Regions from separate parts of the Homo sapiens genome. Here region 1 is linked to region 2. The links are chromatin loops, found by intact Hi-C in ENCODE. Cell type or tissue: K562. All regions are shown on one strand. Links, peaks and the distances in the headings refer to the core of each region. The heading gives the core; the rest is flanking DNA. Region 1 holds the start of LOC124901863 (U4 spliceosomal RNA). Region 2 holds the start of SMO (smoothened, frizzled class receptor).

What was found. A loop is a pair of places that touch in the nucleus more often than their neighbours do. Peaks named below come from ENCODE experiments on the same cell type or tissue, not always from the same donor. Only the 100,000 strongest peaks of a DNase experiment are listed, where the experiment ranks them.
Region 1: a loop joins it to region 2, with 2.4 times the contacts of the local background. A loop is called at or near these places in 1 of 110 quality-filtered maps.

Annotation. Positions count from the first base shown.
Region 1 is chr7:129,102,675-129,116,539 of GRCh38, forward strand. LOC124901863 (U4 spliceosomal RNA) reads right to left here and starts at 1,026; the gene lies at 881-1,026. It also overlaps the pseudogene LOC112267982. RefSeq lists an enhancer at 7,856-8,519 and a silencer at 8,248-8,297. In K562, for the core only: no CTCF peak of the experiment used is centred there; DNase peaks (open chromatin) are centred at 5,901 and 8,187.
Region 2 is chr7:129,183,899-129,199,863 of GRCh38, forward strand. It overlaps SMO (smoothened, frizzled class receptor), which reads left to right and starts at 4,735. Exons shown (of 12, transcript NM_005631.5): 1 at 4,735-5,584. The coding sequence starts at 5,254. RefSeq lists an enhancer at 3,953-4,042 and silencers at 4,672-4,941, 5,172-5,431. In K562, for the core only: no CTCF peak of the experiment used is centred there; no DNase peak of the experiment used is centred there; H3K4me3 peaks cover 831 bases; H3K27me3 peaks cover 4,762 bases.

The sequences.
Region 1 (13,865 bases), core at 4,434-12,433, 81 kb before region 2:
TGCTGATTCTATGAAAGGCCTTTGGGTCACGTCAGCTGCTGCTACCAGTTATTCAGTAACTAACTCACAAGCTCTGAGATTCCCAGTCAGGCGAGAAGGAAGAGCTTGCAGGGGCTCTGCATTCGTTCCGCTTGGCTAACTTGGTGTTGCAAAGAAACTTTCTCCTTCTAGAGGTGAATTCCAGCTTTTACAGTCAGAGGAGCCAAAGTTCTGAGCCTGCAGCGCCATTCCCATCCTCCCCCAGTGCAGGCCAAGTCCACAGTCTTCTTCCTCTTCCCCAACACTGCACCAAAGCCTCTGCTGTCTCATGCTAGCCTGCTTCGTTGGCATCATTTTTTGACCTTCCTGGCCTCATACTTTGCGGGCAAGGAAAATCATAGAATAATTTCTGTTTTCCTGACCTATTGAGAAACTCTGAAATGGTTTGTGCCCCTCATGTAGTCAGAGAGACCCTAAACAGAATCCATTCTGCTGTATTCCTCATGGGACCATTTGGAATACAACAGACCCCAGCAGGCATCAATCATCTGCCATTTCAGCTAAGGAAGGAGAGAGTGAGCCTCTCTTTCATGGCATTCGGTTTCCTGGCTCTGGATTTGACCTATGCGCAAACTTCCAGGGTGGCTTGAGCATAATGATGCTATCAACCAGCTCAGATGCCCTAGGAGGTGGCCTTACAGAAATGGTAGACTTGTGGTATGGCACAAATGTAGGCTGGCTACCTGTCTACACCTGCTCACCAGTCTGGCCAAGCCCTGAGACTGGCTGGGCCTGTCCACAGCACTGAGGCCCATGGGGACAACTATAGCTGTGTGTATGCCCATACAGTTAAGTGTCCTTTATGCTATGGGGTGGGACTTGCTGTGTGCCCCTCCTCCAATAACCTGCCAATTCCAATCATTCTGTACCTTCCTCTTTTTCTTCATGCTGGCCTTTTTCTCCCCCCAGCTTTTTTTGAATTTCAATTAGCAATAATCATGCCTTGGATAAACCTCATCGGCTACAATACTGCCACTGTGCAAAGCTCTGGCCTTTTTTTTTTTTTTCTGCAGGAAAGTATCCATGGGCCAAACCACAAAAGTTTTGAATCTTGAGCCAGTTCATCAACCAGGGCCAGTCCAATGAACCCAGACACAAACACACTCAGGCTTCTGGTTTTGGTGAATGTCAATGCCAGACACACTGTAGTGGGGATGAGGGGCGGAAAGGGGTTTGTCCCACATGAGACCCCATGGCAGCTGGCCGTGGAACTTGGGAAGCCATTGTCATTTTTATCACCCATTTGTCACAATAATACTGAGCCTCACCTGTTTCAAGATCTCAGGGTGGTGCCCTGGAACCTCAAGTGGTGGCATCCTCCTCAGCCACCTGCTGGCATCACTTACAGGCCACCTCCATCCTCCCAGTCACACTTCACTTTCTGACCCTGGCCTTCATCCAGTCCAGTCCAGGTCACTGGCCAAACACATGTGTTTTTAGGGTAAATAATTGCTTATGAGTGACCATCTTCCATCAGCCTCATGCCAACTGCTGCTCGTATTTATACACACTGTCCAGCACTGGGTAAAGCACTGAGTAGGCTCTTTATATGGGGTATCTATTTTCATTATCACTGTGCTATGTGGTGCTTCCTAAATACAAAGTTTTTGAGTTCAGAACCATCTATCTTTCAGTTCTCAGTGTGGCATTCCAACTGCAATGTAATATCTTGCCATGGCCTCAAATTCAACATAATTTTTTTTTTGGTTTTTTGTTTTGTTGTTGTTTTTTTTTTTTTGAGATGGAGTCTTGCTCTGTCGCCCAGGCTGGAGTGCAGTGGCACGATCTCGGCTCACTGCAAGCTCCGCTTCCTGGGTTCACACCATTCTCCTGCCTCCGCCTCCCGAGTAGCTGGGACTACAGGCGCCCGCCACCACGCCCTGCTAATTTTTTTGTATTTTTAGTAGAGATGGGGTTTCACCGTGTTAGCCAGGATGGTCTCGATCTCCTGACCTCGTGATCCGCCTGCCTCGGCCTCCCAAAGTGCTGGGATTGCAAGCGTGAGCCACCATGCCCGGCCTTTGTTTTTGTTTTGAGACAGTCTTGCTTTGTCGCCCAGGCTGGAGTGCAATGGCCCAATCTTGGCTCACTGCAACCTCCACCTCCCAGGTTCAAGCAATTCTTGTGCCTTAGCCTCCTGAGTAGCTGGGATTACAGACGTGCACCACCGCCACACCCGGATAATTTTTGTATTTTTAGTAGAGACGGGGTTTCGCCATGTTGGGCTGGCTGGTCTCGAACTCCTGGCCTCAAGTGATCCACCCACCTTGGCCTCCCAAAGTGCTGGGATTACAGGCATGAGCCACCATGCCTGGCCCAAAATCAAAATAATTAAAAGTGAATTCATTCCCTCCAAATCAGGTTTTTCCTTCCATCTCCTCTATTTCTGTTACCAATTTCTCAGTCCCTGGGATTAAAAAACCTGAAAATCTTCCCTCTAAATCCTCTCTAACAATTATCTCTCATATTTAATCAGTTTTCTGATACTTTAGACTAGATTCTTTTTGAATGCTTCCCTAACCCAGTAGTTCTCAACACTGGTTGTCCATTAGAATTATTAGAGGAGCCATTTTAAAATAAATATGTGGGTCATGCCTGGGGCCACCTCCCTCAGACAGCTGTGTAGGTTATTCACTGCACTAGGGTGAGGGGGTTGTTCCAGCTCACGCTCTCCTTGCTAAGCCTTTGGCCCTAGCATGGAACTACCTTTGACTGGAGAAAAGGAAGCTTTTTTGAACTCACACAAAGGCACTGTAAGGGCTAAGAAAGGTCTGGCCATTTCCCTGAAATTCTGATTCAGCAGACGTAGGCATTTATATTTTAAATAGTTCAGTGAGATATATAAACTTTACTCTTAAATAGTGGTGTTCCTTTCTCCCTCTTTTTGTGATATTATTGTTACACATATTGCTTCTTTGTATCATAAATCCAACAGTATGGTGTTATAATTATTACTTTTTAATTTTTATTTAATTTTTTTTTAATTGAGACAAGGTCTCACTATTTTGCCCAGGCTGGTCTCGAACTCCTGGCCCATCTTGACCTCCCAAAGTCCTGGGATTACAGGCATAAGCCACTGTACCTGGCTATAATTATTACTTTGAAAGAACCTGAGAGAAGAAGACCAAGTACATATTTATAGAGTTAGTTATATTAATCTTATTTACCCTTCCTGTTCCTCTTGATTTCTTCCTATGGATTTCAGTTCCTATCTGCTGTTATTTCCTCACTCCCATATAGCTTTGCTCCCACCTGCCTCCTTTGTGCTGTTATTGTCAAGTATATTACATTTTTACATGTCATCGTCCTAAAAATATAATTCCATACATGTTATTTTACACAGCTGCTTTTTATGTGAACTCTAACTCGAAAACCATAAAATTCACCCCTCGATGATTATTGGTGACTAATGATGAGCATCTTTTCGTTTGCTTTTTGGCCATTTTTATCTCTTATTTGGATAAATGTCTATTTAGATCTTTTGCCCATTTTTAAATTGGGTTATTTGTCTTCTTATTGTTGAGTTGTAGGGGTTACTTTTTTTTTAATCTGTCTTTGTTTTTTGTTTTTCTGTTTTTTGGTTTTTGTTTTTGAGACAGAGTCTCACTCTGTCACCCAGGTTAGAGTACAGTGGCACCATCTCGGCTCACTGCAGCCTCCACATCTCAGGTTCAAGAGATCCTCCCACCTCAGCCTCCTGAGTAGCTGGGACCGCAAATGTGCACCACCATGCCCAGCTAATTTTTTGTATTTTTTTTCTTTATCTTTTTCTTTTTTTGGAGAGCTGGAGTTTCACCATGTTGCCCAGGTTGGTCTTGAGCTCCTGACCTCAGGTGACCTGGCTACCGTGGCCTCCCAAAGTCCTAGGATTACAGGAATGAGCCACCATGCCCGACCTAAGAGTTACTTTTTGTATTTTCTTGATATAAGTCATTTATCAGATAAGTGATTTGGAAATGTTTTCTCCGATTCTGTGGCTTGTCCTTTCACTTTCTTAACGGTGTCCCTTACAGCATAATTTTTTTTTTTTTTTTGAAACGGAGTCTCACTCTATCGCCCAGGCTGGAGTGCAGTGGCGAGATCTCGGCTCACTGCAACCTCTGCAGCCCAGGTTCAAGCGATTCTTCTGCCTCAGCCTCCAGAGTAGCTGGGATTACAGGGGCCTGCCACCACACCCAGGTAAATTTTGTATTTTTAGTAGAGACGGGGTTTCACCATCTTGGCCAGGCTGGTCTTGAACTCTTGACCTCATGATCCACCCACCTCAGCCTCCCAAAGTGCTGGGATTACAGGCATGAGCCACTGTGCCCAGACTACAAAATTTTTTAAATAAAAAATACAGTTTTAATTTTGATAAATTCCAGTTTATCTGTTTTTTCTTTATTTGCTTTTGCTTCTGGTGTCATGTTTAAGAAACCATTGCCTAATCCAAGGTCACGAAGGTTTACCTATATGGTTATGGTTTTCTTATGAAAGTTTTATAATTTTAGTTCTTTTTTTTTTTTTTTTTTTTTGAGATGGAGTTTTACTCTTGTTGCCCAGGCTGGAGTGCAATGGCACGATCTCAGCTCACCACAACCTCCGTCTCCCAGGTTCAAGCAATTCTCCTGCCTCAGCCTCCCAAGTAGCTGGGATTACAGGCACACACCACCACGCCTGGCTAATTTTGTATTTTTAGTAGAGACGGTGTTTCTTCATGTTGGTCAGGCTGGTCTCGAACTCCCAACCTCAGGTGATCTGCCCATCTTGGCCTCCCAAAGTGTTGGGATTACAGGCATGAGCCATGACACCCGGCTGATTTTAATTCTTACACTTAGGTATTGTAAACCATGTTAAGTGAATTTTTGTGTGTGATGTAAGGTATGGGTCCAACTCCCTTCTTTTACATGCAGATACCCAGTTGTCTCAGCATCATTTTTGAAAAGACAGTTCTTCCCTTGTTGAATGGACTTGACATTTGTACTTATTTCCTAGGGCCACTGTAGCAGATGACCACAAACTGGGTGCCTTAAAACAACAGAACTTTTTTACATGTCACAGTTCAAGAGGACAGAAGTTCAAAATCAAGATGTCATCAGGGTTGGTTCTTCTGGAGGCCCCAAAGGGTAAACCATCCTACCCCTCTCTCATGCTTCTCATAGCTGCTGGCATCCCTGGGCATTTGTTGGCTTGTAGATGCAGGACTCCAATCTCTGCCTTCGTCACGTGGCATCCTCCCTGTGTCTGTCTCTGTGTGTCCTTTCTTCTAGGACACCTGTCATATTGGAGTCAGGACCCATCCTGATCTCAGGACCTCATCCTAACTTAACTAATTATATCTTCAAAGACACTGTTTCCAAACCGGGCTACATTCTGAGGTTCCGCATGGACACGAATTTTGAGGTGACACTGTTCAACCTAGTACAGTCTACTCACTGGTACCCAAAATTCACACACACCCCATGTGAACAATACGTTCACCCTACCCCAAGACCCCCAAAAGTCTTAACCCTTCCAGTGTCAACTCTAAATCCCAAATCTCATTTAAATATCAACTCGAGAAGTCCCAAATCTCCTCATCTAAATTATCTAAAAAGGTATGGGCGAGACTCTGGGAATGATCCATCTTTCAACAAAATTCCTCTCTGTTCATAGACCTGTTAAACCTAGAAAACAAGTGATCTCTTTTCTAAATGCAATGGCGGAACAGGCATAGGATGAATATAGTTCCATTCCAAAAGGGAAATAAATAGAAGGAAAAGAGGGGGTTATTGGTCTAAAGCAACTTTGCAATCTAACAGGGCCAATTCCATTAGGTTTCAAAGCCTGAGAGTAATCCTCTGTGGCTCCATGCTGTGTCTTCTGGGCCTCTATGATAGCCCTGGCTTTACACTTTCTGGCCTCTGCATCTATGGCTCCGCCTTCAGAGTCATTCTTCCTCCATTTTATTCCATCTCTGTCTCATTCAGTCCAGACTGGCTGTGTTTGTGTTGGTATAAAATTCTCAGAAACCCTGCCTTCTGTGATGTCAAGGGAATCCACGCCACTAGACACGAGGGTTTGTCACAGATTCTTCCTGGAGAGTTACATGCCTACCTTCTGCTGAGATGGTTGGATCCATGAGTCACAGGCCTGATCTCCTTAGCAAATGGTTGCTGAGCCACAGCCTTGATGCTTTATCCAGAGCACACTTTCTCATCTTTTGCAAAGTGAATAAACAGAGCATTCCATGAAGTTCTGATTACTTTTCGCTTAACAGTTCCTTCCTCTGTTTCTTCCCTTTTGCATTTTACTATCAGCAACAAGGAGAAAGTAGGCCAAGTCTTGGATGTGAAGATTACTATTTTCCATCAACTTTGGGAAGTTTTCAGCCATTATTTCTTTTTTTAATTTTTTATTTTAAGTTCCAGGGTACATGTGCAGGCTGTGCAGGTTTGTTACATAGGTAAACGTGTGCCATGGTGGTTTGCTGCACCTATCAACCCGTCACCTAGGTATTAAGCTCCACATGCATTAGCTATTTTTCCTGATGGTCTCCCTCCCCCGTCCCCTGCTGACAGGCCCCAATGTGTGGTGTTCCCCTCCGTGTGTCAATGTATTCAATTATTTCTTTGAATATTTTTTTCCATCTCTTTCTCTCTCCTCTCCTTCTGGTACTACTATTATGTGTATGTTGGTGCATCTAATGGTGTCTCACTCTTCTTTGATGTTCTGTTCATTTTTATCCACTGTTTTCCTCTTTTTTTTTTTTTTTTTTTTTTTTTTGAGATGGAGTCTCACTCTGCTGCCCAGGCTGGAGTGCAGTGGCGCGATCTCAGCTCACTGCAACCTCCGCCTTCCGGGTTCATGCCATTCTCCTGCCTCAGCCTCCCAAGTAGCTGGGATTACAGGCACCCACCACCATGCCTGGCTAATTTTGTTTTTGTATTTTTAGTAGAGATGGGATTTCACAGTGTTAGCCAGGATGGTCTCGATCTCCTGACCTCATGATCCGCCTGCCTTGGCCTCCCAAAGTGCTGGGATTACAGGTGTGAGCCACCGCACCCGGCCCATTGTTTTCCTCTTATGATTGTATAACCTCTATTGATCCGCTTTAAATTCACTGATTCTGATTATTTATTTATTTATTTATTTATTTACTGAGACAGGGTCTCACTCTGTTGCCCAGGCTGGAGTGCAGTGGTGCAGTCACAGCTCACTGCAGCCTTGACCTCCTGGACTCAAATGATCTTCCCACTTCAACCTCCCAAGTAGCTGGGACTACAGGTATGCACCACCATGCCAAGCTAATTTTTTTTATTTTTTGTAAAAATGGGGTCATCTCACTATGTTACCCAGGCTGGTCTTGAACTTAAGTGATCCTCCTGCCTTGGCTTCCCAAAATACTGGGATTACAGGCATAAGCCAATGCACCTGGCCTGCTTCTTATTTTTGACAGAACAAATCTATCGTTAAGTCCCTGTAGTGAATTTTTCACTGTGTTCATAGTACTTGATATTCTCTATTTGATGAGACATTGTCATCCTATCTCCCTTTACCTCTTTTTGCCCCATTGTTAGCCAGGGCCTAGAAGCATGGAGGTTCCCTCTCTGATGGCTCATGATAGGGTGCAGTCTTGGGTGTGCCCAGAATGTTCTCGACTACTAGGGAAGAGCATGATTTTAGTTCCAAGCCTGGCTTCCTAGGAGTTGCCCTGGTCAGAGTAGTTTATTGTTCAGTCAGTGTTTATCCACAGGTTCTGTTTAAGGCCTTTGTGCCAATGAGGCTTCTGCCCTTTGTTAAGGGGCCTGTGTGTGGCTTAGAGAATATTTTCAAGTCTGCCCCATGCAACCAGAAACATGTGCACACCCTTTCCTGAGCCCTAGAGCTGAATGTGCTTGCAGGGTACTTTGATTTCTCTTTCCCTGGCTCTCTATATGAAATTTCTAGCTGCTCTGCCATTTTGCTGTGTCATGGAGCTACCAGCCTCCTCTTAACTGCTCTCTTTCAAGGTCTCTGTTGTTTTCCACAACACCCTTAGGCAGTGTTCTCCAGGCTCTGTTCCAATACAGCCTGTGTCCTCAAGTAAAGCTCTAAAGCTCTTTGTCATTATGGGCTGCTTTTCTTCCTGGGAGAACCCCAGGACACTGCATCAGAGCTGGGGGTGGGGCCCCATGTTGCCTGTAGTGACACCTGGCTCTGTGAGTGGGCAGTGGAGGAGGCAGGAAAAGCCACTGATCCTCTCTGCTTGCCCCTCCTGGTGTAGAACCTCCTCCACTCTACAAACTGGCTGGGAGGAGAAAGGTGAAGTGATCTGCTCCCAGTATTCTCAGCCTGCCATGCCTGGAACAGAATTTCTCTCCTACAGTTGGGGTTGGGTGAGGGGAGGGACCAGATCCTGCCTGGAATACAGCTTCTACAGCAGAGGACTAGGGAGGGGATTAGAAACCCTGGTGGCCTGCCCCTACCTGGGTAAAAACCTTCTTACCAAGAATAGAGCTCTCAGGTAGAGTTTCCATAACAGGGAGGGGGGAGGAGGAGCAAAAGAATAGGTCATGCCTTAAATGCCATAGACAGATTGTTATTACTAAGATTTAGTAAGAACTTCAATAATATTTCTCCATTTGCTCTATGCCCTTAGAACAATTTTCAGATTTTATATAATTGTGTTCTGTTTTACAACTTAAAAAAAAATTTTTTTTTTAATTGTCTTTGAGACAGGGTCTCCCTCTGCCACCCAGGCTGGACTGCAGTAGCACCATCACAGCTCGCTACAGCCTCTGTTTCCCAGGCTCAAATGATCCTCCCATCTCAGCCTCCTGAGTAGCTGGGGGCACAGGTGTGCACCACCATGCCTGGCTAATTTTTTTTTTTATTGTTTTGGTAGAGACATGGTCTCACCAAGTTGCCTAGGCTGGTCTTGAACTCCTGGGTTCAAGCAATCCTCTCACCTCAGCCTCCTGAAGTGCTGGGATTACAGGTGTAAGCCACTATGCCCTGCTTATTTATTCTTTAATATTCTTCACTCATCAGGGAAGCCTCCTTTTGGGTGCACAGCCCATGATGGCAAGCATGCCTCTGAACCCACTAGCATTTGCTATGTGTGCTTTGCCCAGTTAGCTACCTTCTGTGCATGGGTGTTGCCTCCCTGGCTGGGCCATGAGATGTTCTCATGCTTTTTTATATCTCCTGTACCCCAGATACTCAGTAAATATCTGTTAAATGATATGAAACACAAAGCAGTATGAACAACAGAGGAAAAGCTTGTACCTGACATCTACGTAACTAATCTCAGTGGTACATCCACCCAATATACTATTCTTTTTTATAACAGTTTTGTTGAGATATAATTCATATACCATACAATTAACCCATTTAAAGTATAAAGGCAATGGCTTTAATAAATACATGGAATTTCACAATTACCATAATTCTAGAACATTTTCATCACACCATTTAGTAATTATTCCCCATCCTACCCCAAGCTCCCACCCCTAGGAAAATCTACTTTCTGTTTTTATGTGGATTTGCCTATTCTACATTTCATTTTATACAAATGGAATCACACACTATGTGCTTCTTTGTGACTGGCTTCTTTCACTTAGCGTGATGTATTCAAGGCTCATCCAACTTGTAGCATGTTTTGGTAATTCCTTTGTTTATTTATTTTTATTTTATTTTATTTATTTATGTTTATTTATTTATTTATTTTGAGACAGAGCTCTGTCATCCAGGCTGGAGTGCAGTGGTGTGATCTCGGCTCACTGCAACTTCCACCTCCCAGGTTCAAGCAATTCTCCTGCCTCAGGCTCCCAAGTAGCTGGGATTGCAGGTGTGCACCACCATACCAGGCTAATGTTTGTATTTTAGTAGAAACGGGGTTTCACCATGTTGGCCAGGCTGGTCTCGAACTCCTGACCTCAGGTGATCTGCCCGCCTCAGCCTCCCAAAGTGCTGGGATTATAGGCGTGAGTCACCATGCCCAGCCTATTTTATTTATTTTTGGAGGGGATGAGGGTCTTGCTTTGTGGCCCAGGCTGGAGCACAATGTGATCATAGCTCACCATAGCCTCAAACTCCTGGGCTCAAGTGATCTTCCTGCTTCAGCCTCCCGAGTAGCTGGGACTACAGGCACACATCACTATGCCAGGCTAATTTTTATTTTTTGTAAAGACAGGGTCTTGCTTTGTTGCCCAGGCAGGTCTAGAACACCTGGCTTCAAGGGATCCTCCCACCTCAACCTCAAAAAGTGCTGGGATTACGAGTGTCAGCCACCACACCCAGCTATTCCTTTCTTTTTATTGCTGAATAGTATTTCATGATATATACATACCATATCTTATCTATTCATCAGTTGATGAACATTTGAGTTGTTTCCACCCTTTTTTGACTATTACGAATAATGATGCTATGGACATTCATGTGCAAGTGTTTATATGGATACGTTTTCACTTCTCTTGGAGATATACACAGGAGTGGAACTGCTGGGTTGTATGGTAACTCTATGATTAAGCTTTTGAGGAAATACTAGACTGTTTACCAAAGCAGCTGCACAATTTTACATTCCCACCAGCAGTATATGAAGGTTCCAGTTTCTCTACATTCTCACCAACACTTGTTACTTGCCTTTTTAATATAGCCATCCTGGTGGCAGTGAAGTACTAGTTCATTTTGGCTTTGATTTGCATTTCCTGGTGGCTAATGATGTTGAGCATCTTTTCATGTGCTCATTGGACATCTTCTTTGGAGAAATGTCTATTCAAATCCTTTCCCCATTTTTAAATTAGCCTGTTTGTCTTTTTATTACTTAGTTGTTAAAATACTTAATATATTCCAGATATAAGTCCCTTATCAGATATATGATTTGCACATTTCTGTCATCCTGTGGGTTATTTCACTTTCTTGACAGTGTCCTTTGAAGCACACAAGTTTTTAGTTTGATGACATCCAGTTCATCTAATACTTTGTTGTTTGTTGCTCTTCTTTATCCTTAAAAATTGTGGTTATGAAGATTGTACAGAGAAAGAAAATGCTTATGCTGAATGTGCTAATTTGTTAGAACATGATATATATCTAATTCAAACCAAAAAAATTGCTTTTTTTGAGACAGGGTCTTGCCCTGTCACCCAGCCCGGAGTACAGTGGTAGGATCATGGCTCGTTGCTGCCTTGACCTCCCAGGCTCAGGTGATCCTCCCACCTCAGCCTCCCCAGTAGGTGGGACTACAGACACACACCACCAGTCCTGGCTAATTTTTTGTATTTTTTTGTAGAGACAGGGTCTCGCCATGTTGCCCAGGCTGGTCTTGAACTCCTGGGTTTGAGTGATCTGCCGGTCTCGGCCTCCCAAAGTGCTAGGATTACAGATGTGAGACCCTGCACCTGGCCAAACAAATTTTAACAGAAAAAAAACTATTGCTCATAAATTCTGAGGAAGTTTGAACAACACTAATTCATGGAAGGCCAAGGACATAGACTTCAGAAAAGAGCTAGATTCATAATCTCTAATAGCACCAGGGTGCTGTCTCCAGCTCTCCCGTCACTTATTCTAGTAACATGGCCAGAAACACCATCCCTGGTAGCTCCAAGTTTACATCTTGCAATTCTGACACCATGGAAGGGTTGCTCATGTGGTTCATGTGTCCACATTCCTAGCAGAAGCAGATCTGCTGCCTGCCCCTTGCCCCTCACAGTACATGCCAACCCCCATCCCCAGCAAGACACCTTATATGCAAAGCTATTTGGCCGGGCACGGTGGCTCACGCCTGTAATCCCAACACTTTGGGAGGCTGAGGCAGGCAGATCACCTGAGGTTAGGAGTTCAGGACCAGCCTGGCCAACATGGCAAAACCCTATCTCTACTAAAAATACAAAAATTAGCTAGGCGTGGTGGCAGATGCCTGTGATCCTAGCTACTAGGGCGGCTGAGGCAGGAGAATAGTTTGAACCCAGGAGGTGGAGGCTGCAGTGAGCTGAGATCACACCACTTCATTCCAGGCTGGCAATAGAGCGAGGCCTCATCTCAGAAAAAAAAAAAAGAAAGAAAGAAAGAAAAGAAAAGTTATTTTCTGGAAAGATGTACAAGACTTAAAGTGGTCACTGGGGATAAGGGTGGAGGAGAGGGACTGTCACTTTTTATACTTTTTATTATGTGCATGAACTACTTAAAATTTTTTTTAAAACAAAGTGAATCTTTAATGTTTATAAGAAAAAATGTGTATAGGAGAAAAGATAGGAAAGAAATATTCCAAATGCTAGCAAGTGACAGATGTATTGACAATGAAGTCATGCGTGATTATTTTCTTTTTTCAATTCTTTCCCAAATTTTTTGGTAAAGTGATGATATAATTTTATACCAAAGATAACTTAAAAAAATAGAACCATGTAAAAGCTAAAGAAACCCTTCAGAGATGTTTTTGGAAAGAAAAATTTAAATGAAATAAGCAAATAAATACATATGCTCCTCCCAAATGTATCATTTTGGGAAAAATATCTGGATTTCCATACCTTGTTTTGCATAAAGCAGGGCTGACCCAGACTCCCTCTGTCCTTTTGGTGCTGGCGGTCGTGATTGCTGCTGGCAAGTATAGGAATCAGAGAGCTGAGCAAATAACATTTTCTGTCATCCATGCTGGCCCAAGTCTGTTTCTGGGGTAATAAGCTGGGAAACAGCAGTGAGGTTTTAGAAGCATAGAGATGATGATAAAGCTCCTTGATAAGAGAAGTGAAGTTAGGAACAAAGCCTGCTTGACTGCTCCAGTGTTGCTGAACATAGTCTACCTGAATCTATTCTACAGGAATCTACTCAGCCACAGACCTACCTGCAGGGATGACCTTGGATTGCTGTTAGCAGATTCCCTCAGCATCAGCCCTCATATGCCTCTTTCCTCCTTCGTTAGTAATCTCTTATGTAGTCCCCATAAGACTCCCAACCCCTATGAGGCTTACCCTTAATCTCTAAACTCTGGACTAACAAAGGTTTCTGGTGATTCCCTCTCCTGAGCACTTGCCATGGCTTTTACCAAATCCATATCAGGGAGCAGAAAGGGTGAGTTGATGACTGGGTAGAAGATGACTAAAGTGACCATATTTCTAACAAACAAGTTTAAGTGTGGACCAGGCAGAGCCAGGCAAGATGAATGAGGGACTGGAAGAAAGCCAGCTCTTTCCTTTCTCTCCAGCACCAAGACTCAGCCCCAGGCTGTGGGAGTAGGAATAAGATAGTTAAGAGTGGTATTGTTTTCCCTTGGGACTCTCCATTGCTTTTAGAATTCCAAGCTTAAGAGATATTGCCTTATATTATTTGTTTATTCATGTTATTACTTCAGCTTGGCCACCATATTTTATACACCAGTGCAAATTGTTTCATAGTTTGCCTATGGTTGTGTGTTAATGCCAGTACAGGCCATCAAAATCCAGAGCATCTCAACATTTGAGGATGTCCCAGGGCTGGGTCTGACCCTTCTCTTTTTTTTTTTTTTTTTTTTTTCCTGAGACAGAATTTCACTCTTGTTGACCCAGGCTGGAGTGCAATGGCACAATCTCAGCTCACTGCAATCTGTGCCTCCAGGGTTCAAGAGATTCTCCTGCCTCAGCCTCCCAAGTAGCTGGGATTACTGGAATTAATTAGCCACCACGCCTGGCTAATTTTGTATTTTTAGTAGAAAGAGGGTTTCTCCATGTTGGTCAGGTTGGTCTTGAACTCCCGACCTCAGGTGATTCACTCGCCTTGGCCTCCCAAAGTGCTGGGATTACAGGTGTGAGCCACTGCACCTGGCCAGTCTGACCCTTCTAACCCTTACATTCAAAGAATCAAGCTGACTTCCAAGATGGGAGAATTGAGGAATGTTCCTGTTCACAGACATTCTC
Region 2 (15,965 bases), core at 4,029-12,028:
GACTTCTTTAATTTCTGTAAGCAACATTTTGTACTTTTCAGTATATGAGTCTTTTACCTCCTTGGTTAGATTTATTCACAAGTATTTAATTCTTTTTTTTTTTTTCTGAGACGGACTCTCGCTCTGTTGCCCAGGCTGGAGTGCAGTGTCGCAATCTCAGCTCATTGCAACATCCGGCTCCCGGGTTCAAGCAATTCTCCTGCCTCAGCCTCCCAAGTAGCTGGGATTATAGGCACCCACCACCACGCCCAGCTAATTTTTATATTTTTAGTAGAGACGGGCTTTCACCATGTTGGTCAGGCTGGTCTCGAACTCCTGACCTTGTGATCCACCCATCTTGGCCTTCCAAAGTGCTGGGATTACAGGCATAAGCCACCGCACCCAGCCGTATTTAATTATTTTAGATGCTATTGTAAATGGTATTACTGTTTTAATTTCCCTTTCAGGTTATTCATCACTGGTATATAGAAACACAACGGATAATTTTCTCATTTTTGGGAGGGAAGAAATTGAGGCTCAGAATAAGTTGCTCAAAGGTGCATGGCTAGTAAGGCCCAACTCAGGGCTCTTAATTCTGAATCTATCGTGCTGTCTCTCTGAAGAGGTTGCTTATTGGGCCCCTTTACCATTTTGCCCTTTCCCTTTGACTCAATGCTCTTAATTGCAAAATAGGAAGCACTGGGAAAAGAAAGAACTGGAGCACAGCCGGGTGTGGTGGTTCACACCTGTAATCCCAGCACTTTGGGAGGCCGAGGTGGGCAGATCACCTGAGGTCGGGAGTTGGAGAGCAGCCTGGCCAACATGGTGAAACCCCATCTCTACTGAAAATACAAAGATTAGCTGGGCATGGTGGCAGAAGTCTGTAATCCCAGCTATTCCGGAGGCTGAGGTAGGAGAATCGATTGAACCCAGGAGGCGGAGTTTGCAGTGAGTTGAGATCGCACCACTGCACTCCAGCCTGGGCAACAGAGCAAGACTCCATCTAAAAAAAAAAAAAATTGGAGCACTGCAACAGTTATGTTCCGAATTTTGCCAGTGTAACAACTGAACCACAGGAGGCAGCCATGGTCTCAGTGATACCCATGGATACGTTCACATCAACCCTCTTTGACTGGAGGGCCCACAGGCAAATGACAGTCAACATTGAATTTGTGACCTCAAAATGCCAAAATACTTTATGAGAATGACTCAGAAATCAAGAAGCTACTTGTAACAAATCAAGTACTGAAATGCATTGTCAACACAGGACAGCCTCTCATCCCTGAGAAAAGGATTGTGTTAGGACATGCAGTTGAGGCTAAGACTCTTGAGGAACTGGGTGGGGTGTGGCTCAGGCTTGCTTGGGAGAGAAGCACTTTGCAGCCTGCCACCAGGCTGGAGACCTGAGTGTGCCAAGTCACTCTGCGTAGTCTAACAGACACTGGCAGTCTTGTATGTCTACAGGAGGGGATGCATGAACTTTCTCCAGGAACCTGAATACCATTCACGAACGACTGGGAAATTCCCTCTCCCCAGTCCCCACTGAACAGTTTCCTTCTCTCAAATGACAGGATTCCTGAATCTCTTTCTACTTCCTTCTATATCTAGGAGATAGCACATCGCTGCAGCTGTCACTAATGGGAACGTGGCCTGATAGCTGTGGACAGTACTAGCAGCATTTTCTCAGTCTGCCTTCCTGCTACCCTTTGCTAGGCCAGCAGGATTCCCACAAGGGAATACTGAAGTCTGATGAATAGGAGCACATGTGTGCATGAGTGTACACACACACACACACAAACACACACACACACAGAATTGAGAACTTATGGTATATTCTCCCCTCAAGAAGGGAAGAGCATTCTGGCTGGAAGATAGTGTCTTAGGATAGCCTCAATTTACCTCTGCTATCTCCAATGTGAAGGTATTATATTCCCACAATGCGAATCTTCCTCATACTTCCTGAGAAACCTCACACAAGAAATGGGAGAGCCTATATCCTTGAAGAATTACCTACTGACATTTGGAGTAGAGAAATAAGGGCCTGCCTGAGCACATGTGTAAGTTCTTCCCTAATACATGAAATATTAGGAAAATCCCACAGGGCTTCGAGACTGCCACAACCAGATATTTTACTCTTGCTCACTCAGGAAGGTAAAGAGAAAAGCAAAAACAAACAAAACAACACACACACACAATCAAATAGAAAATAAGTGCAGATAGTTCACAAAGCAAAGCATCGGGTGTGCTATCAGGCTCCAAGGCAGCTTTCTCTACAGCTTGGACTTAGACATGTTATAACAGCCATTTTATTATGTCACAGAAAGAAATAACTGAAGTAGGTCATAACATTTCAAATTATTTTTCCAGTAGGAATATTATGCCCTGATGACATAGTCTAGTTTCACTTCTTCCATAAGTCACCAGAGACTTTCCTTAAAATGGTCCCTTGTCTCCAGCCTCTTGCACTTCATGCCATCCTCATGTTGCCTTATGTATTAGTCTGTTCTCGCATTGCTATAAAGAAATACCTGAGACTGGTCAGGTGCAGTGGCTCACACCTGTAATCACAGCACTTTGGAAGGCTGAGGTGGGTGGATCACTTGAGGTCAGGAATTTGAGACCAGCCGGGGCAACATGGTGAAACCTCGTCTCTACTAAAAATACAAAAATTAGCCTGGCGTGGTGGCATGTGCCTGTAATCCCAGCTACTCAGGAGGCTGAGGCAGGATAATCATTTGAACCTGGGAGGTGGAGGTTGAGGTGAGCCGAGATCACACTGCTGTGCTCTGAGATCACACCACTGTGCTCCAGCCTGGGCGACAGAGCGTGACTCCGTCTGAAAAAAAAAAAAAATACCTCAGACTGGGTAATTTATAAAGAAAAGAAGTTTAATTGGGTCACAGTTCAGCAGGCTATACAGGAATCATAGCAGCTTCTGCTCCTGGAGAAGCCTCAGGAAACTTCTAATCATGGTGGAAGGCAAAGGGGGAGCGAGACATCTTACATGGCAGGAGCAGGAGGAAGAAGCGGGGAGGTGCCAAACCCTTTAAACAATCCTCGTGAGAACTCACTCATTATCGTGAGAGCAGCACGAGGAGGATGGTGCTAAACCATTCATGAGAAACTGCCTCCGTGATCCAGTTACCTCCCACCAGGCCTCACCTCCAACACTGAGGATTACAATTCAACATGAGATTGGGTGGGGATGCAGATCCAAACCATATCACCTAATATTAACCAGTAAAGATTAATATCATTCCCCTAGTCAAAACTTTGAGATTTCCTTACTATCAAGAGAATTGACCCTTAATTCTGTGTGTTATTTGAGGCTTCTTACCAATCAGTTTCCCTACTTATCTATGTCCTTATTCTAACTCCTCCTACTCACACTTTAGTCCTGGATTCAAAACCCACCTCCTCCACTTCTATCCACACTGACCTCTGTCCCCTATTCCTATAGCATACTCACGGTACATCTCATTTTGGCAGCTTATTTATCAAGTGATTACTATGTATGCTCAAGTGAACTAGATGTTTTGTGAACACTAAGAGAATGAGATAAGGTCCCTGACCTGAAGGAGGGAACGTTGCTGTTCTGTCATGCTATGTTTCCTGAGAGCAAGCCATGTATCCACAGGAAAATGGAAGTCTACAGGTTCCTCCAGGATGTCTCTGTGCTATGTACATGCTGGAATTTCAGAAAGACTTGCTAAATTGAATTAAATTCTCTCTCTCTCTCCAATTGATATAGTTGAAGTGCAATAACTAATATGCACTTAAACTGTCCAAAGTAACAGAACTAGTCCACTACCGCTAGGCCATGAGCAAGTCTTCCAGGGGTAAGAAAGGAAAACCCACCCTGGTGTGCAGCCCGATCAGCAACAAGGAAAAAGTTGCTCAGTGCAAGTCTACTCTCCTGTTTGGAGCCTTGTGGTTATGCTGGGTTATACTTGGTTGTGCAGGTGTAAACTGCTGAAGTGGGAAATTAAGTGTGGTGACCAAAAGTGTGATGCTCAAAGGAGTGAGGAAAGGCAAAATGAGCAGAGTGGGGAAGAGGAGCAGCAGAAACCTCCCAGAGCAGATGAGCAGCAGGGCCATCAAAGAAGGACTGGTTTCCTTCTCACATAACCAAGGCCAGTCCCTGGGAACCACAGTTCAGACTTCACATATTTGTAGCAGTAAAGGCTTGATGTTGGCAAGTTTATTTCCCAGACACCTGTTCCCGCAGGTAACAGCAGCCAGAGCAGCTGCCGTGAGTGACTCTGAGGTCGTCTCTCTCAAAGGTCCCGAGCTGGAAGGATTTGGAGAAGCGCAAACCCCAAACCCAGGTTCTTCTCCATGGGGCCCCGGGATACGTTGGAAAATCTAACCAAAGCAGGAAAAACTGGCGGGCCTGGAGAACGGGGCAGAGATGGAACAGAAGTCCCCGTTGACTTCAGGCATCCCCTGTCTTTCCCATCCTGAGCCAGGAGAAAAGTCCGCTTCCTGCAGACGACCTCAGACCAAGCAAGGTGCCCGCCGAGTCTCTCCTTGCAGGTCCGGCCCACGATTTCCACTCATCTCTTTCCCCCGGGCGCGGGGCGGCGGCAGGCGGGGTCACCAGATCCCCCTAGCCCGGGCCCCTCCAGGCGCCAGGGACGCTGACGCTCGCGCTCTTCCTCTCTCGCCTCCCCTCCCCACCTCTCCGCTCCTTCGTCCAGTCCCTCCCCCAGCCTCGGCGCAGGGGGGCCGGGCTTGGCTCCGCGAGGCCCGTGCATTCCAGAGAGCCCAGCGAGCTAGAGCAACAAAGGAGCCGGGTCGCCGGCGGGGAGAGTTCGGGGGGCTGCGGCGCGCTGGGGCGAAGGTGGCTGCTGGGCCGCGGGCTGGCGCGGGGGCGGAGCCGGAGCTGCACTCGCACCCCCGGCCCGCGTCTGGCCTCCCTCGCGGGGCGGGGAGGTGGCTTTAATGGTGGGAGAGGGAATGGGGCTGGGGATTGGGGGCCCAGGGGTCTCCTAGGGCTGAAGACAACTTGGATTGCGAGGCTAGGGCTTGGGGAGTCGTGCATCCCGTTCCGGGCCTCCGCAGCCCAACATGGGCCCCGGGTTCCAAAGTTTGCGAAGTTGGGCGCCGAGGGGCCGGGGCGCGCGGAGCGTCCGGGGGGGCCCGGGCCCGGATTCTCTGGGCGCACAGGTCGCCTGAGCCGCCTCCGCGGCCGCCGAGGTCGTGCGTGTGGCCGGGGGGCTCCGAGGAGCAGGCGGGGGCGCCGGGGCTTTTGCTGAGTTGGCGGGGTTGGCCATGGCCGCTGCCCGCCCAGCGCGGGGGCCGGAGCTCCCGCTCCTGGGGCTGCTGCTGCTGCTGCTGCTGGGGGACCCGGGCCGGGGGGCGGCCTCGAGCGGGAACGCGACCGGGCCTGGGCCTCGGAGCGCGGGCGGGAGCGCGAGGAGGAGCGCGGCGGTGACTGGCCCTCCGCCGCCGCTGAGCCACTGCGGCCGGGCTGCCCCCTGCGAGCCGCTGCGCTACAACGTGTGCCTGGGCTCGGTGCTGCCCTACGGGGCCACCTCCACACTGCTGGCCGGAGACTCGGACTCCCAGGAGGAAGCGCACGGCAAGCTCGTGCTCTGGTCGGGTAAGTGCGGCGGAGCCGGGTCTGGGGGGCGGGAGGTGCCGCGGTAAGATGGGGGCACCCTTGGAAAGAACAGGCTCAGGCCTGAGTTTTGGAGAGGGCGGGGACAGCACCCGGGAGAGTTGGAGGGACAGATCCCGAAACTTTGGGGGCAGGTTACGTGCAGGATGGGACCCTCGGTCATGGGAAAAGGAGGGCAAGGAAGTTGACGAAGCGGGTCACAAAGGGCCTGAGCTGGTGGGTGAGCAAAGGATGGCGGGGATGAGGGGCCCGTGAGGAGGTGGCTCTAAGCCACGGGAAAAGACATTTTGTAAGAAGAGGAGATGCTCCACCTATTCTGGAAGCAGGGTGCCGGGGGATTCAAGGAGGTGTTGAAGACCCTGGGGAAATTGGAGTTGGAGAGGAAAAGGGGAGGGATGACGGAGGAAGAGGTTTAGACATTTGGAGGGAAGGGTAGGGGGACATGATCGAGTGAAGTTTTGAAGGAAAAGAAACCTCCCTAGTGATGAATTATTAAAAGGTAACCAGAAAGTTCTGGAAATCTTGATTTGGGAGACAGGAATGAAGCCTAGAGAACTGTGATCTTGTCTGGCTTTCACGGGAGATTTCATTCAGTTTGTGCATCTGAAAAACCGGCCCTCTGACGCATGCAGGAGGTTATGAAGGAATAAGACCTTTCTAACAGTTATTTGTGTTTTCTTTGGAAATTTGGTTACCGAGGCTGGTCAGGGCTGTGGAAGGACGCTTAAGTCTGGAGTGTTGAGAGCCTGTGGACACTTCCATGGTGGTTTGAAGTCCCAAAGCCCCCTCACTGGAGTGGCAGAGTCTGAAAAACTGCACACTGAACCCAAATGTCCTTCCTTAGCAGTGTGGAGTATACTCTCCCCCACCTGTCACTTTTCTAGATGAGGCTTGGAGGGTGCTGAGGAAGGGAGCTGGCCTTATCAGCCCTCGCTTCTAGCCAGTATGATTCTAAAACTGTCCTGGGAAAAAGAAAAGAAAACCAGGAGCCAGGAGCAGAACTGGGAGCCTCCCTCTTTTGACAGGGCTGGGGTACCCCATCTCTTAGCTCTGCCCAGGGGGCTGGTGAGGACCCTAATGTAGGGAGTGTATGTAGGCCGCCTGTCATTGACAAGTTCTCGGCCTTTGTCAGATGTTGGACAAGGCCATAAGGTTCCTGGCTTGGTGCAGATGCTGGAGGAGGAACTTGGAGGATGGTATCCATGGTACCCATGAGGAAGAGCTGCATCCTTTTTGGGGATCAGGTTCTAAAGTCAGCACAGCACATTAGACAGAAATCATGTGTAAACAACAGTGGCTTTGAAAACTCTGCAGATTACCATAGTGTAAGGTGGATGTGGTTTTGCATATACACTTCTTTTACGATGTTTGCATACATGTGTTACATGTATACTCATATATAAGAATGGGTATACATAGAAGATAAAATAATTGTAATTTTAAAGTTACATTCATGCAAAAGACTGAAATAATAATAATAATAATAAAAAGAACACCAAAGTGAGATTAAGCAAGATTGCTTTGAGCACCACCCAAAATGAGACTTGAGTTTAGGAGCCAGCTGTGTGGAAAGTCCAAATCTCTCAGCACTAGAATCTCACCCAGTTCTGAGTTGCTCATGCTGTCAGAGGATAATCTTTCTGTCCCTCTCTTTATTGATTGTGCAAGGACCCATGGTTTAATTTTCCCAAGTTAAATGCATGTTTGATGTTGCCTCTGTGTAGTTACCATCAGATCAAGGAGGAAGGGTATGAACCTCTTTCCAGCCCATACTCTTGAGAGCAGCTGCTGAGCAGACAGAAGTAGTTTAAGCTGGAACATGTATCAATTAGTACCATCTGCAGGTTGTGCAGGTTGAAATCTCACTATCTGTGCCTTTTGGCAGGGCAGGGTCCTACAGAGATGCCAGCACTGAGCCCAGCACCGTTAGTTCCATTAGTTCACTATGAGTTCTTCTCTGCCACCAACCACCATCCCTCAGCTCATTCCTGTTTCCATATGTGTTCTGGTTGCACTCTTTCTGCTTGGGACTTGCAAGTAGGGCAGAAGCAGGTGTTGGCTTGAGCTGGGTAATGAGTAGGTAGAGTGAACCCAAGCCTCGTGTGAGAATCACAGCCAGGTCAGCTGGTAGCCTCTGGCAAGTGATTTATCATGTCCCGAGTTAATGATCTTGATTTTGCATTAGACAGGGTCAGTGTTACCTGGCTCTTAGGGGTGTTTTTGTGGGTGAAGGATGAAGGTGATCTAGGTTGTCTTCATCGGTAAACTCTTGAATGTAGGAACTGGGTCTTCACTTTTTTTCAAAGCCTGTGAGTACTGAGTACACAGCCATGCTTCTATTCATGCATTCAGTTATGTATTGAATGTTTGCTGTATGTCACATGCTGCGCATGTAAGGATGAAGAATACAGATATGATCCTCTGTCATCAAGAAGACAGGCTGGACATGGTGCTCACACCTGTGATCTCAGCACTTTGGGAGGCCGAGGCGGGAAGATTGCTCAATACCAGGAGTTTAAGACCAGCCTGAGACCTTGCCTCTAAAAAAAAAAAAGGAAGACAGATAATTCAACAGGCTTTGGAAATACCTGTGAAAGGTACTGTGGCATTTTAGGGTACTGAAAAAGCATAAAGGACCCAAGGAACATCCCAGAAGAACTGGCATTTAACCCATAACTTGACACATAAGCAGGAATTGCCTGGCCGAGGGAGAGTTGAGGTTTGAAGGGATAGGAAGAGGAAATAGCATGTACAAAGGTGTAGAGGTAGGAGGGCTTGGTGCTTTGAAAGAAAGTATAAGAGTTGCAGTAGAACTGGATCAAAGCGTGTGAGGGGTGGAATTGTGAGAGATAAGACCTAAAGAATTAGAAAATAAAGGGATTTATACCTCATATTAAGTTTGGATGTTATCCAGGGGATGATAAGGAGCCATTGAAAGATTTTAAGCAAGGGAGAGATGTAATTGTCTTTGCATTTTAGCTGGATCTCTTTGGGTATGGTGTGAAGAAGCCATAGGAGCAGGGAAAGCCTGGAGCCTGGCTTCTTGACCAGGGGATGTTGAAGTAGCCCAAGTAAGAGACGATGGCGGTTGGGACTGGGTAGCAGGACAGAGGGAGTGGGCAGATCCCACTAACTTTCAGAGGTAGTGCTCATAGGGCACTGATGAGTTAGATGTGGAGCCTCAGTGAGCAGGAGGCCTCGGGTTTCAGGCTTGGATGGAAGGTGGTGCCATTCCCTTTCACTAAGATAGAGAATGCTAGAGGAAGAAGAAGTTTAGGCAGGAGGTGTGGCTTTGATTTTGGCCGTGTGAATTAGAGATGCTCATTGGACATCTATGTGGAGATTCTCAGCAGATCTGGAAATAGGAATTGCTGGAGAGAGGTGGCCACTGTGTGCTTCCTTGGCCCTGACTACTGAGGCTTTGGAAGGATGCCATTGACTGAGGAAGTTTATAGCTCAGGTTGGTCCAATTTCTAGGTCTGTATAGACCTCAGGTCTTTCCTCTGTCTTTCATCTCTCTGGCCTCAGGCTTCTTCAGTCACTTAGCATCTCTCCCCTTTACAGCTGGAAATGCCTCCTCCCGGGCATTCCAAGCTGACCAGACAAACATAATGTCCAGGCCGTGGTCCACCTTAGGCCAAACCTGGTTTAGTAAGTGGGGCAAAAAAGCAGAGAGGCCTGCAGCTGGCAGTGGCGATAGGTCCCTGAGAGCCAGCACGTAGCCTCCTTAACCACTGCTGTGCTCTGTGTGGTACATAAGTGTGTGGCCCTGTCACCTTGCCCACTTGCAGGTAAGTAGGAGAGAGACAAAGGCTGGGAGGAATTTCTTGTTTGCCTCTCACACATTGAATTGAGGGCTGAGAGGAGGAATGTTTTTGGTGATGGTGGGTTATTTTCAGGGACGGATCAGGAAGAATTTCCTTAGAGCTATTTCCAAACTTGGCTGGTAATCAGAGTCAGTTAAAAAGATATATATGGCCGGGCGCGGTGGCTCACGCCTGCAATCCCAGCACTTTGGGAGGCCGAGGTGGGCGGATCACGAGGTCAGGAGATCGAGACCATCCCGGCAAACAGGGTGAAACCCCGTCTCTACTAAAAATACAAAAAAATTAGTTGGGCATGGTGGCGGGTGCCTGTAGTCCCAGCTGCTTGGGAGGCTGAGGCAGGAGAATGGCGGGAACCCGGGAGGCAGAGCTTGCAGTAAGCCGAGATCACGCCACTGCACTCCAGCCTGGGCGACAGACCGAGACTCCATCTCAAAAAAAAAAAAAAAAAAAAAAAAAAAATATATATATATATATATATATATATATATATGTATAGGCTGGGTGCAGTGGCTCACACCTGTAATCTTAGCACTTTGGGAGGTTGAGGCAGGAGGATTTCTTGAAGCCAGGAGTTCGAGACCAGCCTGGGCAACAAAGTGAGACCCCATCTCTAAAAAAAAAAATTAGCCGGGCATGTTGGCACACACCTGTGGTCCCAGCTACACTGGAGGCTGAGGCAAAAGGATCGCTTGAACCCAAGAGGTTGAGGCTGCAGTGAGCCATCCTCACACCACTGCCCTCCAGACTGGGCAACAGAGCAAGACCCTGTCTCAAAAATACATACATACATATAGATATGTGTGTATGTATACACACACACACATATATGTATAGTGAAAATGTAAAATACAGAAAAACATACATGGACCTAAGTCTTTTTTAAAAAAAAATTATCTTTAATTAATTATTTGAGAAATGGGGTCTTGCTGTGTTGCCCAGGCTGGAGTGCAGTGGCTATTCAGAGGCTCACTCATTGTGCGCATGGTGCTTATGGTGCCTGGAATAGCTGGCACTACAGGCATGTGTTCTGTGCCAGCTCAAGTCTTCAATTTTGCTTCAGATCTTTAACTTTTTAATTGTGAAATATAACTGTATGCAGAAAACTGCATAAAACACAAAGGTACTGAATAACAAATAATTATAAAGTGACATCTGGGTCAATAACTAGACCACAGTCAGACCCCTGAAGCTCCCTCTGTGTCTTGTCTAGTCACATCCCCCTCCCCTTGCTCAAGAGGTTTTCAGTAATCACATCCTTTTTTTCTCTATGGTTTTACCTCCTAGTTTTGGAATCCATAAGCAGTATATTTCAGCTTTGCATGTTTTTGAACTCTGTTCAAATGGAATTTGTACAAAATAATATGCTGTGCATATTATTTCTTGCTTCTTTTACTTTATATCATTATGTAAGATTCATCCATGTTATTGCAGCTTATTTCTTTTTTGCTTGTTTATTTGTTTGTTTTTGTTTTTTTGAGACAGTCTCACTCTGTCACCTAGGCTAGAGTGCAGTGGCGCGATCTCGGCTCACTACACCTCCACCTCCTGGGTTCAAACGATTCTCCTGCCTCCGCCTCCCAGGTAGCTGGGACCATAGGTGCACGCCACCAGGCCTGGCTAATTTTTGTATTTTTTAGTAGAGACAGGGTTTTGCCATGTTGGTCAGGCTGGCCTCAAACTCCTGACTTCAGGTGAGCCACCCGCCTCATACTGCAGCTTATTTCTTCATTGCTGAATAATATTCCATTATATGAGTATACCCCCAGTTGTTTACCCATTTTATTGTCATCTCAAGTTTTTGCCCATTGCAAATAACATTGCTGTGAGTAGTCTTTTATGTATATCCTAGTACAACTGGCACAAGTTCCTTCAGGTATATGCTGAAGAAGTAGAATTGCTAGATAATAAGGCACGCATACTTTAGGCTTTTGCCAAACCATTTTTCAAAGTGGTTGTACTAACTTATACTCCCACTAGCTAGTAGAAAGTCAACACTGGTTCACATGATTCCCAACATTTGGTATTATCAGCCTTTTACATTTTTGCCAATCTAGTGGCTATATTGTGGCATATATTTGTGGTTTTAATTTGCACTTCCCTGATTACTAGTAAAGTTAAATGCCTTTTTAAATGCTTACTGGCCTTTAGGGTTTCTGCTTTTGGGAAGTGTCTGTTCAAATCTTTGACATATTTTTCCATAGGGGCTATCTGTCATTTTTGTAAGATTTGTAGGAGTTCTTTATATATGCTAGATATGAGTTTATAGGATTACAAAGGAAATCAATTATATTGACATAATAGTTATCAAATATAAAAATGCAAGTATGTGGGCTTATTTATTTATACAATAAATAAGATCTGGTGCAGGTGTAATAACAACTATAATATCAAAGTGATTATAAGCATTGACATTATTTCAAGATATCTGCAACAAAAATATCTGGTTTCCACTTGTGACAACGCCACAGGTACTATTAACATTATGTACTGTGGGCCAGGCGTGGTGGCTCACACCTGTAATCCCAGCACTTTGGGAGGTCAAGGTGGGCAGATCACGAGGTCAGGAAGTCGAGACCATCCTGGCTAACACGGTGAAACCCCATCTCTACTAAAAATACAAAAAATTAGCCGGGCGCGGTGGTGGGCGCCTGTAGTCCCAGCTACTCGGGAGGCTGAGGCAGGAAAATGGTGTGAACCCAGGAGGCGGAGCTTGCAGTGAGCCGAGATCGTGCCACTGCACTCCAGCCTGGGTGACAGAGTGAGACTCCCTCTCAAAAAAAAAAAAAAGAAAAGAAAAAAAAAACAAAAAAAAATTATGTACTGCGATGTGTTGCTTACATTCATAATTGGAGGAAGGGCCAAATTTTAGTTAGGTGTAATTTTTTTCCCATTGAAATTCATGGACCTCTGAATTTTTCCAAGAATCCTTTGTGAACCATAGGGTAAGAATGTTACTTACAGAATATCACTATCTAGTAGAGAGTCTGAGCTATTCTTGATTGTGTGTGTGTGTGTGTGTGTGTGTGTGTTTTAATAGAGACAGGGTTTGACCCTATTGTCCCGGCTGGTCTTGAACTCCTGGGCTCAAGTGATCCTCCTGCCTTGGCCTCCCAAAATGCTCCTTTGTGTTTTAATATAAAAATACTTGGTGATTTTTTATTGGGATTGCATTGACTATATAGATTAACTTGGAAAAAAAAAGAGACATCTTTACAATACTGAGTCTTCCAAACATTGAACATTTATATATTTCTATTTAGATCTTTCATTTTCTCAATATTCTGCACAGATTTAAATACTTATTATTTGTTAGACATTCCTAGGTACTTGATATTTTTGATGCTGTTGTAAATGATGCCTTTAACATTTATTTCACTTTGTTTGTTGCTGACATATAGAAATAAAACTGGCTGGGCACGGTGGCTCACACCTGTAATCCCAGCACTTCGGGAGGCCAAGGCAGGGGGATCACGAGGTCAGGAGATTGAGACCGTCCTGGCTAACATGGTGAAACTCCATCTCTACTAAAAATACAAAAAGTTAGTCGGGCATGGTGGCGGGCGCCTGTAGTCCCAGCTACTCAGGAGGCTGAGGCAGGAGAATGGCGTGAACCTGGGAGGCGGAGCTTGCAATGAGCCCAGATTGTGCCACTGCACTCCAGCCTGGGCAATACAGTGAGACACCGTCTCAAAAAAAAAAAAAAAAAAGAAATAAAATTGATGCCTTTAACATTTATTTCACTTTGTTGCTGATATATAGAAATAAAATTGATTGTGAATTCAGTAAACTTGCTAAATTTATTCTATACACATAGTCATATAATTTGTGAGTAATGAGTTTTGTTTCTTTCTTTCCAAGTCTTATACCTTTTATTTATCCTTATTGCTTTACTGAAGGCTTCCAGTACATTGTTAAATAGACAAAACATCTTAATTCTTGACTTTTCTGGATTCTAAAAAGAAAGCTTTTTCTACCCTTCACCATTAAATTTGATGTTTGGTATAGGTTTTTTATAGTTAATTACATTTTATCAGATTAAGAACGTTGTCTCTTATTTCAAATTTGCCAATTATTCTTTTGATCATAGATGGATGTTGAATTTTATCAACTTTTTTTTTTGGAGACGAAGTGTCACTGTCACCGAGGCTGGAGTGCAGTGATGCGATCTCAGCTCACTGCAACCTCTGCCTCCTGGGTTCAAGCGATTCTCCTGCCTCAGCCTCCCAAGTATCTGGGACTACAGGCGCATGCCACCACGCCCGGCTAATTTTTTGTATTTTTAGTAGAGACGGGGTTTCACCGTGTTAGCCAGGTCAATTTCCTGACCGTGTGATCCGCCCGCCTCAGCCTCCCAAAGTGCTAGGATTACAGGTGTGAGCCACTGCGCCCGGCTGAATTTTATCAACTTTTTTTTGCATCCATTGAGATGATCATATGATTTTTTTCTCCTTTAACCTGTTAATGTAGTAAATTGCATTGATTGAATTTTCTAATATTAAACCAGCCTTAGAACAGTGATACTCAACTTGACTAGTCATCAGAATCACACAAATAAAAAGTCTTTTTAAAAGTCTAGATCAGCCAGGCGCGGTAACACCCGTATTCCTGTTTCTCTTTTTGTTTCATATTTTATTAAAATAAAAGAAGTAAAATAATACTGATAAAGCTGATATCCCCTCTCTTTCTCGTTTCAGTTTCATATCCTTCTTTTCTCTTTGGAAAGCTTCCCCATCCTAGTAATTTGTGTATTTCTTTATTTTGTTTTTAAGCTCAAGTTTTGTTTTTGTTTTTGTTTTTGTTTTTTTGTAGAGATGGGGTTTGGCCATATTGCCCAGGTTGGTCTCGAACTCCTGAACTTAAGTGATCCACCCACCTTGGGCCTCCCAAAATGCTAGGATTATAGGCGTGAGCCACCATGTCCAGCCTTAAGCTTAATTACTTTTAAAAAATAGGTTATACATGTACATGGCACAGAATTCAAAAGGAACAAGTTAAGTCCTACTTCTGCATCTAGCTACCCATTTTTCCTCTGCAGAAGTAACCACCAACACTGGTTTTTGTGTCCTTTTGGAAATATCCAACATCTGTCCAGATGTAGATGTGCTCTCAGTCTCTCCTCTACCGCCCAACCAGTACCATGCTCTATAGACTGCTCTCCACTCAACTGAGTCCATGTAACATGACAACATTGGACATCATTCCATTTCAATGCACATCCTGTCATGCACCCCAGAAGGAGATTTTGGTTAACAATGGACCACATGTGATGGTGTTCCCTTAAGATTATAATACCACATTTTTACTGTAGCCTTTCAATGTTTAGATATGTTTAGATACACTGATACTCACCGTTGTGTTACAGTTGCCTGCAGTATTCAGTATAGCAACATGCTGTACAGGTTTGCAGCCTAGAAGCCATAGGTTATACTGTATCAGCTAGGTGTGCAGTAGGCTATACCATCCAGGTTTGTGTAAGTACACTCTGATGTTCACACAAAGATGACATTGCCTGATGACACATTTCACAGAAGATATCCTCATTGTTAAGCAACATGTGACTATATCTCAACCCTGAATAGTGTTCTATTATAATGGTGTACATTATTTTACTTGGTTGGTCTCCTATTGATGGATATGGATTCAAGCTGTTTCTACTTTTTTGCTATTGCAAAACAGTGCTGCAATGAATAATCTATATTATCTTTGTGAACATGTGAAGTAGAAGTACTAGTATAAAATTTTGGTAGATAATGCCAAAGTGATCTCCACAAGTGTTTACTAATTTTTATTCCTACCAACAAATATAAAAGTGCCAGTTTATCCCTACACTCTTTATAGTACGGTATTTTCTTTTCTTTTTTTTTTTTTTTTTGAGATAGAGTTTTGTTCTGTCACCCAGACTGGAGTGCAATGGCGATCTCGGCTCACTGCAACATCCGCCTCCTGGATTCAAGCAATTCTCCTGCCTCAGCCTCCCAAGAAGCTGGGATTACAGGCGCCCACCACCACACCTAGCTAATGTTTGTAGTTTTTTAGTAGAGACGGGTTTTCACCATGTTGGCCAGGCTTGTGTAGAACTCCTGACCTCAGGTGGTCCACCTGCCTCGGCCTCCCAAACTGTTGGGATTACAGGCGTGAGCCACCACCATGCTCAGCCTTCTTTATGTTTTTAAAGGCCATTAAATGGCCTTGAGTCCAGGAGTTCAAGACCAGCCTGAGCAACATGGTGAAACCTTGTCTCTACAGAAAAATACAAAAATTCACCAGGTGTGGTGGTGTGAGCCTGTAGTCTTTGCTACTCAGGAGGTTGAGGTGGGAGGATTAACTGAACCTGGGGAGCTGAAGGCTGCAGTGAGCCGTGATTATGCCACTGTACTCCAGCCTGGGCAACAGTGTGAGACCCTATCTCAAAAAATAAAAAAATAAAAAAAACATAAAGAGATGTTCGACCTCACTCTTAATAATACAAATGTGGAATAAACTACAACGAAATATTCTTTTTTTAAACTTTTATACTTTTTATCACAGTGATAAAG